Regions from separate parts of the Homo sapiens genome. Here all the other regions are linked to region 3. The links are chromatin contacts, found by Hi-C in ENCODE. All regions are on one chromosome and are shown on one strand. Each heading gives the region's core, a stretch centred on a gene start or an enhancer-like site at or near the end of the contact. The rest is flanking DNA. Distances are from core to core; before and after follow the strand shown.

The links. A loop is a pair of places that touch in the nucleus more often than their neighbours do. Pooled maps may share reads with other maps.
Region 1: a pooled map shows a loop between it and region 3 (9-fold over the local background). The contact joins the enhancer-like site here to the promoter of USP3 in region 3. A Hi-C loop is called at or near these places in 5 of 37 single-sample maps with no recorded cell type and 6 of 50 pooled maps.
Region 2: a map of CD8-positive, alpha-beta T cell shows a loop between it and region 3 (26-fold over the local background). The contact joins the promoter of ZNF609 here to the promoter of USP3 in region 3. A Hi-C loop is called at or near these places in 8 of 168 maps with a recorded cell type or tissue (CD14-positive monocyte, CD8-positive, alpha-beta T cell, HCT116 and 4 more), 5 of 37 single-sample maps with no recorded cell type and 20 of 50 pooled maps.

What each region holds. Positions count from the first base shown.
Region 1 is chr15:64,245,178-64,248,544 of GRCh38, reverse strand. All of the region lies in intron 4 of CSNK1G1 (casein kinase 1 gamma 1), which reads left to right. Among named protein-coding and RNA genes, the nearest start is that of PPIB, 84 kb to the right of the region's middle. RefSeq lists enhancers at 201-495, 1,385-1,444, 1,565-2,065, 2,066-2,566. Within about 2 kb of position 1,629, at least 6 of the 41 ENCODE cell types and tissues checked have a DNase peak (open chromatin) inside an H3K27ac peak, as active enhancers do.
Region 2 is chr15:64,459,189-64,462,150 of GRCh38, reverse strand. It overlaps ZNF609 (zinc finger protein 609), which reads right to left and starts at 1,573. Exons shown (of 10, transcript NM_015042.2): 1 at 1,313-1,573. It overlaps LOC105370861 (a long non-coding RNA gene), which reads left to right and starts at 1,564. Exons shown (of 3, transcript XR_932367.3): 1 at 1,564-1,652. RefSeq lists silencers at 1,242-1,341, 1,402-1,521 and an enhancer at 1,982-2,051.
Region 3 is chr15:63,502,673-63,505,842 of GRCh38, reverse strand. It overlaps USP3 (ubiquitin specific peptidase 3), which reads right to left and starts at 1,250. Exons shown (of 15, transcript NM_006537.4): 1 at 1,013-1,250. The coding sequence starts at 1,103. RefSeq lists silencers at 439-518, 589-788, 859-968, 1,319-1,658 and enhancers at 1,384-2,176, 2,649-2,698, 2,177-2,970.

The sequences.
Region 1 (3,367 bases), core at 380-2,879, 740 kb before region 3:
ATAAGCTCCTTGAAAACAAGCCTTGTGTCTTCTTTACCCTTGTATCTCAAGCGTATCTTAAGGCCTGGTGTGATGTCATTCTGTCACATAGCAGTCAGCAAGTAGTTCAGTGGCAGAAAGAAGTTAGAAAGATTTAATAAGCTTGCCTTTTTAGATTTTTACCAATGTTATTAATAAAAATATTCCTTGTGATGGTTAAAAAAAGGAAATTTATTTTGAAAGAAGATCAATTGACAAGAAAATAGACAAGATTTCACCATGTGTCCTTGTAAATGTGAGCATGAACACCAGAGCTTGTTTTTAACTTAGAGGCACAGCATTCCTCCCCCTATTTTTTCAGAGTAAGTTCTCAGCTGCAAGTATGACTCATTGGTAGTTAATGTTTGAGCAGCCAGTGCGCATATGCCACTCTTTTGATTACCAAGGTGATGTTGCAGCATTGTAAATAAACAACCTTTTGTGCCAAAGCCACACAAAGACCACAGTAACATAATTAGTGTTTTTACTCACTAGTGTTTTGTCTGTCATTGTTCATTACTGTCCAGTGAATTATAAAATATTTGGATTTCCTGACAATGAATACTTAAACAAAAAGCCCATTGTGACTTAGGTTTGTTCAGTGAATTAATCATTGCTTATAAATGTATGAAATTATTTGGGAAAAATGATTGATTATGAATTTAAAGAATACCTATTGCTGTGATATCCAGAGCTTGAGACATTAAATTCCTAAAATAGGAACTTTTTGTTGTCCTGGGACTATGACCATTTTCTTCAGTACCCAACTCTTAATCATTACCTTGGCCTTTTGGACCCCAGTTTCACATTGATGACCTGATCTAGAAATTCATACCAATTCTCTAATTATGTAGAGATAGAACAAAAATGACAGCACTGGGTAATTGTGAATGTGGTTCTGGTTGGAGGTCTTCCACATTGTCTCTGCTTTTCCTTGTGTGATCTCTAACTCTTTCTCTTCCATTCCACTTTGTTTTCTAGTGAGTGGTCACACTTTTCAAGCTTTGTTTCTTGATTACAGTTTTACCACCAAGATTTTCAAGACTTAATGCTTAAGAATTGATATCTCCAAGATAATCAGGGAAGAAAGTAAAGGGGACCATGAGAACCTTGAAACTGAGAATAAGCATTTTATTTTCCTGTTAGCTATCATTTTTTCATTTCTTATAGAAACCAAATTGTAAAATCTTATAACTATTTTTCTTATTTTCTTCAATCATCAATGTTATGTTAATTGTATTATGGTCACCATAGGCAAGTTTTAATTTCTTTTCTTTTTATGGGAATGATTTTAGGTTTCAGTATTTCCTTAGGGTCTTTTACTTAGGAAGATACATACATTATCAATTTAAAAATTTTCCAATCCATAAATCTTTTTTCCAGCATAGCTCTCAGTTTTGCTTGTATTCTAGCACACAGGAACAAGATTTGGTGGATGAGAGGTTTGGGGCAGAGATATGAAAGAGTCTGTGGCCGAAACAGATCCGTATTAGGAAGAGTGACAGTATGAGAATGACTCCATAGCTGACCACATGACAACAGCGTGGTATATGTTCGTTAATTGACTAGAAGATGAATAAGCCAGAACCAAGCATGCAGCTGAAGTGGGAGGAAAAAGGGAGGGAGGGGATGAGTCAGCAAGGACCAGAGCAAATGAAAGAGGATTGAGGGTTTAGAGGGTAGGTAAACGGCAGGATAATAGGATTCTTTGCAGTAAATGACAGGAAAATGGAGGTCTCTGACATAACCTGAAATTTCTAAGTCTAGGCTCCCATATCCTGGCTTCCCAGCAGCTATTGTAATCTAGTGACTCTTCTGATTTGGCTCTCTTATAAAGGAGAAGCTAATCCTCAAATTAAAAAATGACAAGATTCCTCCCCCCCCCCCTTTTTTTTTTTTTTAAAGAGACGGACTCTTGCTCTGATTCTGAGGCTAGAGTGTAGTGGTGCAATCGTAGCTTGCTGCAGCCTCAAATTCTTTGGCTCTAGTCATCCTCCCGCCTCAGCCTCCCAAGTAGCTGGGACTACAGGCGCAATGCACCATAGCTGGCTAATATTTTTAGTTTTTTGTAGGGATGGAGTCTCACTATGTTGACCAGGCTGGTCTTGAACTCTTGGCCCCAGGTGATCCTCTCACCTTGGCTGCCCAAAGTGCTGGGATCACAGGCATGAACCACTGTGTCCAGCCTTAACAAGACCCCAGTTGAAACTTCACAAATGCAGTAGTCAAAACAAAATCTCATTGGGCAGAGAAAGCCAGTTAACTTGTTAAATACCTAGTAGGCGGTTCATTTTTAAAATTGATACATAATATACCTATTTATGGGATATATGTGATATTTTGATACATGCATATCTATGTGTAATTATCAAGTCAGGGTGGTTAAGCTACTCATTACCTCAAACATTTACCATTTCTTTGTGTTGGGAACATTTCAAATCTACTCTTCTGGCTATTTTGAAATATACAATAAATTATTGTTAACTATAGTCACTCTGCTGTGCTATCAACACTAGAATTTATTGCTTCTAACTGTATGTTTGTACCCATTAACCAAGCTCTCTTCATCCTCCCCACACCCAACCATTCCCAGCCTCTGGTAACCATCATTCTATATGAGATCAACTTTTTAAGTTTTCACATGAGCGAGAACATGTGATATTTGTCTTTCCCTGCCTACCTTATTTCAGTTATTATAAAGGCCTCCAGTTCCATCTGTGTTGCTGCAAATGACAGAATTTCATTCTTTTTTTGTGTGTGTGTCTTTTTTTTTTTTCCTTTTTGTGGAGAACCGGGGTCTCGCTATACTGCCCAGTCAGGTCTCAAACTCCTGGGCTCAAACTATCCTCCCACCTCGCCTCTCTGAGAGCTGGGCTTACAGGTGTGAATTTCATTCTTTTTTATGGGTGAATAGTATTTCCTTGTGTGTATATGTACCACATTTTTTTGTCCTTTATCTGTTAATGGACACTTAGGTTAATTGCATATCTTTGCTATTATGAATAGAGCTGTAATAAACATGGACGTACACACATGTTTTTGATAAACTGATTTTGATAATGGCTGTGAAGATCATTTGCCCATTTTTAAATCAGATTATTATTTTTACTATTTTTTGCTATTGAGTTGTTTGAATTGCATATATATCCTGGCTATTAATTAATCCCTTATTAGATACATGGTTTGCATATATTATATTTTCTCTTATTCTACTGGTTGTCTCTTCACTCAGTTGTTTCCTTTGCTGTGCAGGAGCTTCTTAGCTTGCTGAAATTCCATTTGTTTATTTTTGCTTCTGTTGCCTGTGTTTTTGAGGTCTTACCTGAAAGATTTTGCCCAGACCAATGTC
Region 2 (2,962 bases), core at 324-2,823, 960 kb before region 3:
AGCCCCAGTCTGGAAAAGGAAGAAAATGGCACTGAGGAGCCTGGGAGATGGAGCATATCCAAAGCTCTCAGACAAGACTTGAACCTATGACCTTCACTGTGTACACAATAGGCGGGTGAGAGGGACCGGTTTATCTCTGCTGCAGCAGTTCTCAGCCCTGGGGTAGCGCTCCCGATAAAATGACACGACTATTGTGTGTGGCAGCAGAACAGTCATCTCCTCACAACAGCCTAAACCAGCACTCCCTCCCCCAAGACAAAGCAGCAGGGGTGAAATTAACTCAAGGCTGCAGAGCAAAGCCTAATACAGAAAAGGGAGGCCTGTAGGGGCTTGGGGACTCTCCTCAACCCCTTAGGCTCTGGACACATGGCTGGAAACAGACAGGCTTTCTTCCCTATCTTTCTCACTCTCATTTAGGTAGGGAGCTGTTTCTTAGAGAATTTAATCATCCGTGATTTGTTCAGAAATATTCCCCCTGAAGGGCTCTGATCTCTCCACCCTGTGTGAGCCTAATTCCTCGAAGCTGAAATGACTGTTTGCTGCTGCCTGTTTCACAAACACACATTAATTGGTCAGATGTGTCTCCTCCTCCTCAACCCCAGAGGGAGGAAGGAGAATCTGAGCAAAGCACAGAGATGATCCAACCGTAATTACACATAAAGGGAAAAGAGGGCAGCATGGGTTTTCCAAACAGGATAGGGTCACAAACCCTCCCGGGGGTACAAGGATAGCAGTTGAGGTCCAGGCCCAGGGATCCCTCCATCTTGAAGAAAAGGACAGGAGTAAATGTGACCTGAAGACTGTTAGGGGCACACACCCACAACCTACTTACTGCAGGATCCCAGCCACCTTGCTCCCCACTCCTAGGTCACGCACACGTCCTGCTTCCGACCCTATGCTCTGAACAACCACCACCGCCCCCGCCCCCCCTCCCCCGCCAACTCCCTGACTGGCCCCAGTCGCCCCGAGCGCCCTCAACATACCCAGACTCGCCTCAGAAACTCTCTGGCCTGCTCCCATAACCTAGCCAGACCCTAATCCCCTCCCGGGCACCCCTACCCTCAGCCTGAACCGGCCGTGGCCACGCTTTGAACTTCACCCCGCGCCCCTCGACGCCCCCTCCCCCACCCACGCAACGACCCCCCCTACACACCTTCCCCTCGCTCCGCCCCAGCCCCCCCAACCCCCACTTCCTCCGTCAGGCAGCGCCGCCGCCCCCGGCCCCCATCAGATCCCCTCAGCCCCGCGCCCCATCGGTGCCGCCGCCTCTTTCCTCCCCCAGTCCCGGCTCCACACAAAGCTCCGGACTCACCGCGCGGCCGGTCCCGGGAGCCGCCACCTCCGCCCGCCCGGGGCCCCGGGCCGTAGAGCCGCCGCTGCTACGGGGCCCAGGCCGCCATCCGTTCCCGCGGCCCCTCCCCCCCACCCCACCCCGGCTCCGGCTCCGGCTCCGGCTCTGGCTCTCTGCCCCCTCCCCGCGCCTCTCCGCCCCGCCCGGCCGGTGCCGCTGTGTCCGGGGCCGCGGGTCCCTCAGCCGCCGCCACCGCCGCCGCCGCCGCGATCCGGGACAACCAGAGTCACCCGGAAGACGCGGACACTGGACTGCCAGGCCCTCGGATCCGGATTCCGCGCTTGTGTGGAGTCTGGAGCCGGTGAGCGCAGGGGAAACCCGGAACCTGGATGAAGGAGCGAAATCCTGGGTCTCGGAATGCGCGCTCACCCGGAGCCCAGATTAGGGAGTCTTAGCTCAGGGAATGCTGGAAAACCCGGCGTGCCGGTTAGAACCAAGATAAACTCAAAGAAACCTGGATTAGAGAGCTCGAACCTAACGCTGTCCCCTCGTGGGCAGTAGAACTCTCGCTGGATCAGACTTCCTCATAGAGAGGTCTCTGGGGGGAGTATTGCACCTTATAACACAGAAGACACCTCTTCTGTAGTTGTCCTTCAACCACAGAGAGGAAAGGGCCGTAGGGGATCTGAACATGGGCATCCACAAAGAACAGAAGAGCAATCACAGCTCCTGATGGTTTCATCCATTTTACCCCTTAGTTCAGCAAAGTACCAACCTCCTAATTTTTTATCCTTTGTTCTCCAGCTTTCTCTTTTAGGATTACCACTTGCTTTTCTCCCCAAAGCACCCATTTCTAATCCCTCTATATATCCCTTTTCCCCTCACCATCCTCTATCACTAAATCTTGTTGCCTTTTATTATCTAAAAACCTTATTCTGTCCTTCTCCAACCCACCATTCTAAGGATTGTAGCTTTTATTTTTCCTTATCTGCTATTCATCTCTGATTGCCCAGCATACTATCTAGTGCACAGTAGGCATTCAGTCCATGTTTAAGTGAGCCCTCCCACCCAGCTTTCACTTGTGAAACATCTATTCATGACGACCTCCTAAGACTTCCATCTCATTCCATAGCAAACAAATTTACCTTAATTCTCAAGGCCTCCCACATCCTAGCCCCTATTATGTCCTTCCTGTGTCCTTGACCATTTTATTTTGCTTTGCATTTATCTTACCTTTTTTCCCTTATCCTGGGGCATCCTTCAACAGTGCCACTCAAGATAGCATGTGACTTGGAGATAAAGTGAGGTCATAAAAAGGTGGGGGGAGGGGTTGATAGCTAAAGATAAAAGTAAACCTTTCTGGTCTAGGAAAAATAATCTCTCTTTGGTCCACCAATAGTCATGTTGTTAGACAGTACAGGGGCAGAACTGATCCCAGGTGACAGCGAACTTCCAATGTATACTAGACAAAGTTACAAGTGAGGATTCAGCTACTTAGCAGGTGGAGACAGAGAAGGGTTTAGTGTTTTAGACTTAGGCATGATTTAATTAAGGATTAAACATTCCAGTAGTCATCTCCCACTGAAGGAGCATGACTCTGCCATTGGAGAGAACTAGACTGCAAAAATAGGGAACAAAGGAAGGTAAACATTCCTGCAGTGAACTCCAAGT
Region 3 (3,170 bases), core at 1-2,500:
TTTCTGAAGTGCACAATTCGAATTGTACGCTATTAATATAACCCAAGATACCAGTGACCATCTCAAAGCTAATAAACAAAGACTAGCGGTGGCACCAGGGCCCTACCAGGAAGTAAGCAAAGCCGTGTGGCCGGTGCGATCCTAAGAAGTCGCTTAGAGCAGACAATGAGAGGGCACTGGGGCTTCCAAGGGGGCCAGCAGGAGTTAAAACGCTTAAGCTACTCAAAAGCCTTATATAAATCTAATAAGTGTTTCACAACACAGGAACTGGGAATCCCAACGCATTTTCGGACAACCCAAAAGGTCTGAAAAACAAACTCGAGCAGTCCCCTCCAAAGCAGCTGTTGGCTCAGCCTCCGAGCTTCTCAGCCCGCAGCCTGTTTTCAAACTTCACCATCCCTGACGGATGAAAGACCCCGACCTCCGCCGCCCGAGCTCCCAGCGCCTCTCGGGGTTTCGAGGTGCCCGAGCCTGCGGAGAAGGGAAAGGAAACCCGGGCCGGGTTCGGCGGAGGAGAGGAGCCCCGCGCGCCCCGCAGCCCAGACAAAGCTGCGCCCGGAGAGCGGCGCTCTTCCCGCCCTGTCTGCGGAGAAGCGCGGCGCGGGCCCCGCCACACGTGCGGCCGCCCCTCGGGGGCCGGACACCCGCCCCACAGGCGACCCCGCAACACGGACGGGCACAGCCCCCGGCCACGGCAGGGCGGGGCAAGGGCGCACGCAGCTGGCCAGGGTCCCCGCCTGCCGCTGCCCCCACGCGCTCGAGGCCTCCGCGGACTCCCGCCCCTCGCGGCCCTCTCCTTCGCTGGCCCGGCCGTCGGGCCTCGGGAAACAAAGGAGCCGCCGCCGCTCCCGCACGCGCCCGCCTCATCGCGTACCCTCCCCAGCCCGCCGGGCCCGGCTCGCCCTCGCCCCTCCCCGAGTCCGCGCGCCGGCCGCCTGCGGCCCCTAGACGGCAGGCCCGGCAGAGCCGCGGCCTCGGGTGCGCTGCGGGGCCGGCCCGTGGCCGCACTCACCGCTGCAGCACCAGGACGACGGGGAGCCGTTGGGGAACTTGGCTGAGTCCGGAGCAATGCAGACGCTGGAGCTCAGGTGTGGACACTCCATGGCCACGAGGAGGGCAGCTGGGAGGACTGCGGCTCCAGGACCCGGCGAGGTGGGGGCGGAGGAACTCCGGAGGCTCCGTCTGGTGTCGCTTCTAGCCGGGCGCTCGGCCGACGGCGGCTGCGTCTCGAGCCCTTGCGTCAAAGAAAGCACGGGCTTCCGGACGCCGGGTTTTCTCGCCCGCCGTCTCCCGGCGCCCCGCTCCGTAGAACGTGTAACTCCGAGATCCGGGTTCTGCAGCCACCCCTAGACTGGAGGCTTCCGCCTTTCCAGGCCGGCCCCTCCCCGCCCCGCCCCCGGGTCCGCCCCCGCCCAGCCCGCGGGGTGGGGTCCCGGCGAGCTCCAGCTGGTGGCGCAGAGTCCGGCTGTGTTCCGAAGTGACTTTCCTAGTCACGCCGCTTCCCCGGCCCCGGGAAGGGTGGGGCGCCGAGCAGGGCACCCCGGGCCGTCCGCGGCGTTTCCTGCGGTGGGCGGAGGATACTGAACCTATGTGGTGCGGACTACTCGGTGGCTTCGTGGTAAAAATCCGGCCGCTCCGCAAAGTGTAAAGAAGAACTTTAAAACCTCTCGGGCAGACAGGCACCGTGGCCCTCATTTTATACACGAAGAAACAAGCTGGGGAGGCCAAGGGCCTGGCCCCGGGGGAGGCGGGCAGCGGGTTTCATGGGTGCCAGGGCAGTCCCGCCCGACTTAGCGTTAGGCTCCTTGCGGCAGGTGCGATCCGTAGCCCTTTCTAGGTTCTGAACACGTGGCGTTAGCCAGCCACCTAGATGCTGCGTGGGTGGGCCCGCAGGGGCGCCCATGAACCCACGTTCAAATCCTGTCACTGTGACTCACCATCTGCGTTACCTCCAGCACATCGTAGGACTTTCAAGCCAGGAAGTTCAAGTGAGATAAACGTAGCCTGGGATTGCTGGGCAAGCTAAACTCCCCATTACCAGGCGATAAGAAGGGAAGGGATCTAGCATTTGTTAGATACCTAAGGTCTCCCAGCCAGGCACTTCCCATACCGCATTTAAGCCTCGCAACACCCTACCAGCTGTTACCATCCCCTTTTTACCGCAGGGGGAAACCGAGTCTGTAACTTGTTGATCTGTATGGAGATTGGATCCCTGACCCTCTGACCTCTTTTTAGTGAGGGATTAGAGAAGAGGGCAAGCCTCAAGGGGCCGCTTGGGCCGGCATACCCTGGATCGAGCCTGCGATCTCACTGGGGCACTTGAGGACGTCCGGGGCTATTACAAATATTGCTTCCAAGTTGGGGCTCCTTGTAAAACCCGGCGAAGGAGCCTCGGGGCCAGAAGGCGAGCAGGAGGAGGGGGAAGACTGATGTGGCAATCCTGCGGCCAGAGCGAGAGGAGGAAGGAAGGTCAGGAAATGATTAACCGGGCCGGGCAGTGGTTAGAGCCGGGCACCTCCCCGCAATGCAGTCCTAGAGCAGCCAGGGACGCCCCGTCAATCACTTCTTACTCCTCCCTACCTCCCACGCCACAAGTCGGCCTCTTCCGCATAGACCTCTGCCTAATGGTATCCACCCACCGGGGGCACCTCTGCTCATCCTTTCCCCAGAAGTATTTCTGGGTCCTCAAAGATCTGTCCTTTTCCAAGTGGTATTTGCTGTTAGAGCAAGCCTCGGCCTGGGATTTTTATGGCAGTGATGCGTTGTGGAAAGTGCGTCTGCCTAGGAAGGCAGGCCGGCATGCTTTCAAATCTTAGCTCTGCTGCCTACTTGACGGCCAGGCTTAGCAAGCGTCTCTAGCCGTTCCAAGCCTTTTCTAGATCTGTAAAACTGGAAGAAGAATACTTGTCTCGCAAGGAACATGTGAGAATTCATGAAAATTGCCACCACATACTAGGTGGCCAATAAATTATAACTTTGTATTTGTTTTTACTGACACTAGATGAGAGCTGCTTCCCTGGGAAGCGGGAGGAGGAGAAACAATAATATCTGCCCTTGGCTCAAGTTCTTCCACCCATCTCTCCATGTCAACCTATTTGTCTTTAAGGCCTTGCTCCACCAACCTTCTGTTTCCTCCGGACACCCACCCCCACTTAGCATCCATAACCCCT